Linked DNA regions of Homo sapiens: region 1 is linked to region 2. The links are chromatin loops, found by intact Hi-C in ENCODE. Cell type or tissue: heart left ventricle. All regions are shown on one strand.

Region 1 (4,000 bases), 380 kb before region 2:
CTCTAGGATGAAAGGAACTCTAAGTATACATAAGGTAGCATTACTGGTTTTAGTCCTGGCATCCTAGTGAAGGAACAAAATGTTGAACCCTTTCATTAGTAACACACATACAAGGAAATGATTCAAGGAAAATTCGTATTCATTTGTCAGGCTTTGAAATCTCAGGTATTTATGATAGATACCTTCAAAAATGTTTTTAAATTAAACTAGATACAGGCTGTATACAGAATACTTCTGGGTCACATAAATGCCTAAGTGTATTTGCCAAGAGACTCTGTATCAATTTCTCTTTGGTAATTCCATGTATTGTTTTATAAAACTCATTTGTGTCTTCAGAGTTACATTCACATAAAGCTTTTTTTTAAAAAAAAAAGTCTTCTGTAAAAACAAGTATACACAACTAGGAAGCTGTGCTTTGCCTGCTAAGAGTCCGATTTCAAAATACAAACCGGCTTCAACTACATATAGACACATACAGGAATTTGGGAAATCTTATCTCATTAATTCAGGTGCTAATTATCCAACTGTAAAATTAATAGGCAGAAATTACTAGCCTCTCTTCTTCCGTCATCTAGTCATCAATGGGCAAGGCCTTCGAAGAAGGGAATAGAGAGTGAATAAACTTGGACTTCAAATTAAGTCGTTTCGCAGAGATCTTAAGAGTGGAAAATACTGGGGGGGAAACTATTGTTTTCGATTACTTTTAACACTGTTATCATCCCTGCCTGCTACCACCTACTAGCATGCATAATCAGGAATTTGATGCAAATAAAAATAAAACAGAACACTAATAGGACTACTTTGCGAATATGAAAACGGGTTCGAAAATAAGCTTATGCTTTACACCCTTAAAATAGAGCTAGCTTTAAAAAAAAACCCACTAATTACAATTCTTTGCAAAATAACTGGATAAAAGGACAAGGGGAAATCGTAGTATCGTTTCTTAAAAGAAACACCTCCGTAAAACCACTGCAAAAACAATGCTTCGCTCCATTGAACACAGACCTAAAAGGCCCGTGACTTCCCTTCATCTGTAGTTACCACACATTCTCTTACAGTCTTTCTGGGTGAGAAGCCTTCAAACGCCTTTCCACCTTGAAAACACATTCCAGAGCTGAAGGGAATGGGGGAAGCGGGGAGACTACTAGAAGTTATAAGCCCTCCTCCCAGGAGAGCAGGGACAACTTGGAGCCTTCTGACCCCTTCACCAAGCAGGGGAGAAGCGGCAACGGCGAGCCCTCCGCCTGGGAAGTAATCAGGGTTGGAAAAGCCCCCAAGTCCCAGGCAGCAGCTGGAACAATGAAGGAGAGCTGGGAGCTGCCAGGCTCCCAGGTGAGGGGGTCTGCGGCCGCAGGACCGGCCCCCGGTCCCCACGTTCGGAGAACTGGGCCTGGCCTGTGAGGAAGCGGCGACCCCAACCCCCGGCTCGGCGGGCCCAGCCCAAACCCGCGTACCTGCTCCGTGGGGGCTCGGTCCATGGTGCCTGCAGCCGCAACGGGCCCGCGCTAGTCGGTGTAAACAGCGCCTCGGGCCGCTTTCTCCATGGCCCCCCGCTCGGGTCCAGACTGGGTTCCGGACCTCCGCCCCTATCTGGCTGGCCGCGACACCGATTCGGCTACGCCACTGGCCGAGGAGGCGGCTCCAGCTCCGGGAGATGGAGGAGGCGGTGGCAGCTTCGGGGAGGGATCATCTGGGACGGAAGCCGAGGAGGGCCCGAATGGGCTGGAGGCGTAGTTAGAAATGGAGGCGCACGGAAGGAAAAGGAGTGGGGAGGAGGCAGAGAGGGGCAGTGGGCGGAGTGACAGCAAATGGCCTCAGCAAGGGTAGGAGGAACCCGGCCTGGCCTGGAGGCTAAGGCCAGGTGGAGGCGCCCAGGAGCAGGTGCCCCGAACCACACGCCACCCCTGCGACTGTTAAACGAGAAGTGTCAGACCACTTGGGACCCAGGTCTCCCGGGACTTCAAAGACCTCTTCAGGATCTGAAACCACCTCTTAGTGATGTTGGAAAAGCTTTCATCTGCCCACCGTACATCTGCTCCTTCCTTATGTTACGCAAATAAAGGGAGTCATGACTATAAAGGAATGAGAATATTCTGAAAATAATGGAGTCTTGCCCTAGAAAAATGCATATGTAAAACGCATACACAGAATGACTGGAAGAGGCCCGCTAGGAAGCTCCCCACAAATATTTATTGAGAGTTAATTCATTATCCAGGTTCATGCCCACTTCTAGGCTCACATCCAGGCTGACCTCGCCCATCTCAGAAATCCTAATTTTATGCAGGATCTGTATAACACCACCCAACGGGTAATTATTTTATCTTCAGATCCTTAGCTCCTTAAGGGCAGAGACTGTCTTGAAACTGGGCACTACCGTTAGCATGGCAAATTTCTTCTGGGCATCTCCTCAGACACACCCTCCAACACCCACACCCTCTGTGAAGATTCAACCAACTGCGGATAGAAATATTTTGAGGAAAAAAGAAATATCAAGTACAACAATAAAATACAAGTAATACAGTTTAACAACTGCTTATACAGCATTTACATTGTATTAGGTATTATAAGTAATCTAGAGATGATTTAAAGTATATCGGAGGATATGCATGGATTGTATGCAAATACTACACCATTTTATATAAGGATCTTTAGCACTCATGGATTTTGGTATCAGCAGGGATCCTGGAGCCAATATCCCCCCTGGGATACTTAGGGACAACTGTATAAGCTAAATTACACTTAAGTGAAGGTAGAGTTGAGGTGGCTGCTGTTTGGGGCACTGGTGTGGAGATCCACAGCTAGGAATGGGAAAGAGATTTTAAGAAATTTGCTTTGTCATGCTTCAGGAGATATCAGTAAAGACTAATTGCCTTTTCAGTTAGTCTAGGTTATTAGTCTGGTTATTAGACTCCAATATGAGGCTTGTTATGTGAAGGCCCCTTGCTGTACTTATGTTGATACAGGTTGGGTATCTCTAATGGAAACTATGAAATTCCAAACCCTCTTGAATCCCAAATGTTCCAAAATTAGAAACTTTCTGAGCACAGACATGACATTTAAGGATAATGTTCGCTGGAACATTTCAGATTTTGGACTTCCAGTTTAGAGATGCTCAACCAGTAAGTATAATGCAAATCTTCCAAAATCCAAAATCTGAAACACTTATGGTTTCAAGTATGTCAAAATAAGGGACATTCAACCTGTATTATATATTGGCCTGCTGAAAGGAGCTATATTGTGTCAGCAAGACTTATATCAAGGCTGGCAATAGAAACATCTTGAAAGGAGAAACATTTATATTTACACATTTATATTTACATTTAAATATATTTATTTAATTTTAGTAAATTTTCTGCCACCTCAAATTTAATATCAATGCATGTGTATTTGAACTGCAAATTTATGTAACATTTGTAAATATATGTGCAATTAACGTAATGTTAGGTCCCTGGTGCCTATCACACACCTAGCTGGGATTCAGTGAATGCTGAATGAATTTAGGGTTGGTTGCTCAGAAAAACTAAGTTATTTATAAGGAGTAGTTATGTAAACTAACAGATGACCGTCCTCCTTCACAATTGAAAGACAAAATAACTGAATTTTCAGATTGTCTTCCTACTGGTGGTCTATAGCCATAATATACCCTCATCTGAGTAAAAAGATAATAGCAATGCACTCATAAAAATACTATAGTACTTTTGCTTTTCTTCCTTCTTCTGAGGAATGATCTGAGGAAATTTAAATATAGGATTCCCAAGGATCTTTCCACATTATAGGATTTTTATGACTGTAAAATTGTTTTCATTGAGAATCTATGTACAAGACATTCATTAAAATTATAAGAACAGAATCATAAGAATTATGAGAACAGAAATGTCACAATGCCCTTCTCATTTAATGTAATCTTTAAAAAGATGGCAATAGCTAGTAGATAAAAAATTAAAATCTGTGAAAAAAAGTAAGACATATTAAAAATACTACACTTTACAGATGATATAAA
Region 2 (4,000 bases):
ACTAATAAAAAGAATTATCTATGTTTTGGGGAAGAATGAAAACTGACAGGATATGGAACAGAATAAGATGTAAGAATGAAAAGTAATGAAAATATTTAATTATGTTCCCTTCTACTGATTATATTATACATGATTATGAACGAGGCAAAGTTTTGTTTTTCTTTTTCAGATGGAGTCTCGCTTTGTCACCTAGGCTGGAGTGCAGTTGTGCGATCTCTGCTCACTGCAAGCTCTGCTTCCCAGGTTCACACCATTTTCCTGCCTCAGCCTCCCGAGTAGCTGGGACTACAGGCGCCCGCTACCATGCCCGGCTAATTTTTTTGTATTTTTAGTAGAGACGGGGTTTCACTGTGTTAGCCAGGATGGTCTCGATCTCCTGACTTTGTGATCCATCCGCCTCGGCCTCCCAAAGTGCTGGGATTACAGGCGTGAGCCACCATGCTGGGCCAGTTAATTCTTTGAAGCCAGCAATGGTGTGTTAAAAAAGAAAATTCAATCTACAAATAACAAAAAAAAGACAATAGTTCAAAGTATTCCTGTGCTTAATCTATCACTATAGGTCTATTAAAACAAGAGCAACAAACGGTTGCCAATGTATAACTTAAAACATCCAGAGGGTTACCCCATCTACAGTTGCCTAAAGTTATTCTTAGTTCCTGGAGAATTCATTTAGAAGCATAAGCATAATAAGGGCACAGTGAAATCTAAGTTTGGTTCTCCATTATAGCTGTGGTCCTAATGAATTGTGGGCCCATCCTGAATTAATAATTCTCCAATAAAAATGATAATCAAAGAATTTAAACCATTGATACAGTTCCCTTGTTGATATTAATCTGTTCATTAATATTACTTGGATCATATTTCCAAATTACAGAGTGTAATAGCATCTAATGCACTTTCATAGATCACAATTTTATTCTTTTGTTTCCCATTTTACAGTTAATCCTATGTAGCAGATATTAAGGAGGCACTAAGCACTCTTTGCTAACAAACTATCCATTTCTTTCATTTAAGTATTTAGCACTTAGTTAGCAAATGTGGACTTCTCACTTACTGATTTCTTGGTTTAAAAACTGTAGGTTCAGTATGGAACAAATGGATTTAGTAGCTCTTGAATATCTTTACACTGTAAACTTACTATTGATAACTTTTATTTCTTTAGAAGCAATATCTAAGTCCTAGGAATTCTGAGCCTGCTCATTATTGTTACCTCCCAAACTAGCGGAGTGTGATTCAGAACACAATAACATTATATTTTCTTTCCTCCTTCTCTTCCTCCTTTTAGAGAATACATGATAGGATGTTTTCAGCTTTCTAGCTTTCAACAGATGCAATGATCAAAGAGTCTGTCCCCCTCTGCTTTAATAAATGTGGAACATTCAACATTTGGCATATGAAGAGTAACTGGGTACATCTGAACTATTCTGTGCTCTTCATTCTGTTCCCTAAAGGGACAGATACAAAGAGAAATCACATAAACTATAATCCAGTTGAGTAGATTTAATTTCCTTTTCCTATTTGGTCTACATGCACCACCTGGTGGTAAAGTAGTGCATTTCACATAGAGAGAGAGAGAGAGAGAGAGAGAGTGTGTGTGTGTGTGTGTGCGCGCGCGCGCGCGTGCACGCGTGTGTGTTTTGAGGAGTATATAACATGAAAAAGATAATTTTAATATACTTTCTTAATACTGATTTAGATAGACAACACAATTATTCTACACCAAGAATCTAATACAACACTTGAGCACTACTTCATGTATAACAGAACAGGAAGTAAAGGAGAGAACTCATGCTGGAAAGTAAAATAGCTTTCACTTATTTACCTTAGCAATACATATTATAATTCCATCTCTAAATTAACATTTATTGTTCCAATATTCTTATTGAGGCAAAAATCAAACACTGATAATCAATGTGAAACCATTTCCTCCTTTTTAAAGAATAACAGCTTTTAAAAGTAGGTGCCCTGTTCCTTATATTAGTAGTGAGTATAAGTCACAGATCACAGAATTGTAAAGCACCATAGAGGCATTAGACCAATACACCAATTTTACAAATGTAGCAGCTGAGACTCTGGAACAGCAGGTAACTTGCCCGAAGTCATACTGGTCATTAGTGGTCCAACACAAATAAGAATCTAGATCTTCTCACTTTCAGCCTAGGAATATAATACATAAAAATTGTACTTATATTCATATTCAATGAATTGTCTCTGTATGATGTGATAATATTCAACTTATCTACACAGTGCTTTAAGGCACTCATATGTTAGTTAACACATACCAGTTTTGTTCTAACATTCTGAGCACAAAGAAGTAATTGAAGAAATGCATGTATCATAAAGCTATGGAAAAGATTTTCTAAGTATTAAAAAACCCTATATATATGTTCAAATGAATAATTTTCCAAGTATAATACAACTGCTATATTGCAAAGAAGGTTTAAAAAATTCCCTTTCCCCTTCTAACTGCTTCAGAACCAGAGATCTGTTTCTACAAAGTAGGTACCCACTTGTAGATTTAAGCATAAAACATGTTCATAGCTCCCTCTCATGACCATTGAATACTATACAAGCCTCCTTTTATTCTCGCTGTTGTATTCAACTAACAGCTCACTGGCTAAGTTTTAATTGCTTCCAATGAGGTCAGCAAAGGTATTTATCGAAAAGCCCTGAATAAAAGGCTCACACACACACACAAGCACACACGCGCTCACACACAGAGAGAAAATCCTTCTGCCTGTTGATTTATGGAAACAATTATGATTCTGCTGGAGAACTTTTCAGCTGAGAAATAGTTTGTAGCTACAGTAGAAAGGCTCAAGTTGCACCAGGCAGACAACAGACATGGAATTCTTATATATCCAGCTGTTAGCAACAAAACAAGTAAGTTACTGTTATTTGTCTTTTAAAACAATGCTGAATGTTTTCTAAAAGTTTATCTCTTTTTCTGATTTTAGTACTGAGCAGGAAAGTAAAGTTACAAGATTTTTGAGCCATGTAACTATAGTAATTATGCTGTAGAACATAAAGATAAGGTTGAAGTTCTCCAGAGCAATCCTGACATTTAACTTAAAAAACCTGGGCAGTTCAGGAGAAAATAATTGATTAACCACAAATGTAAAAGCATATAATAAAGAAGTCTAGGGAGAAAGCAGTTACACTTTGTTAGCAGTAATTGTAAAAACTTAATTTAAATCAATAGTTCTGAGTGCAGTATGGTTCTCACAAAATAGCAATTGGAATGAATGGTACAGTCATATTCTGTTTTGTCTCTACTCATGCATAAATTTTATAAATCTACACATAAAGTGGTAAAGATTTTGACATCCTCTGTGAAGGCTGTTTTAAATGTATCTTCAAAGAATAACCTATACTGTATTCTAATGCTACTACTTACCCACTAAAATTTACACATACAATTTTTTATCTTCCTCTCTCCTCCCCTCCCTATTCTTAATCTCTCATTGCAAACAGAAGTCAAATAGCAAACAGCGTCACAGCAACTGAACTTACTACGAACTGTTTTTATGAGGATTTATCAACAGAGTTATTTAAGGAGGAATCCTGTGTTGTTATCAGGAACTAAAAGGATAAGGCTAACAATTTGGAAAGAGCAACTACTCTTTCTTAAATCAATCTACAATTCACAGATAGGAAGAGGTCAATGACCTAGGAGTAACAATCAACTCAAGATTCATTTTCATTATGTTATTCATGAACACCCGGAGCACTACACTATAATGCACAAATGGATACTGACATGGATCCTGCCAACTTTGCTCTACAGATCATGCTTTCACATTATCTGTCTAGTGGGTACTATATCTTTAGCTTGCAATGACATGACTCCAGAGCAAATGGCTACAAATGTGAACTGTTCCAGCCCTGAGCGACACACAAGAAGTTATGATTACATGGAAGGAGGGGATATAAGAGTGAGAAGACTCTTCTGTCGAACACAGTGGTACCTGAGGATCGATAAAAGAGGCAAAGTAAAAGG

The links. A loop is a pair of places that touch in the nucleus more often than their neighbours do. Peaks named below come from ENCODE experiments on the same cell type or tissue, not always from the same donor. Only the 100,000 strongest peaks of a DNase experiment are listed, where the experiment ranks them.
Region 1: a loop joins it to region 2, with 3 times the contacts of the local background. A loop is called at or near these places in 5 of 110 quality-filtered maps.

What each region holds. Positions count from the first base shown.
Region 1 is chr15:49,044,822-49,048,821 of GRCh38, forward strand. It overlaps SECISBP2L (SECIS binding protein 2 like), which reads right to left and starts at 1,625. Exons shown (of 18, transcript NM_001193489.2): 1 at 1,455-1,625. The coding sequence starts at 1,478. RefSeq lists enhancers at 1,082-1,221, 1,512-1,861, 1,962-2,091. In heart left ventricle, a CTCF peak has its summit at 1,857; a DNase peak (open chromatin) is centred at 1,690; H3K4me3 peaks cover 2,265 bases; H3K27ac peaks cover 1,193 bases.
Region 2 is chr15:49,420,558-49,424,557 of GRCh38, forward strand. The region is part of intron 11 of FAM227B (family with sequence similarity 227 member B); the gene reads right to left. FGF7 (fibroblast growth factor 7) reads left to right here and starts at 2,685. Exons shown (of 4, transcript NM_002009.4): 1 at 2,685-2,883; 2 at 3,475-4,000. The coding sequence starts at 3,741. In heart left ventricle, CTCF peaks have their summits at 1,535 (motif pointing left), 1,734 and 2,551; no DNase peak of the experiment used is centred here; H3K4me3 peaks cover 2,452 bases; H3K27ac peaks cover 1,545 bases.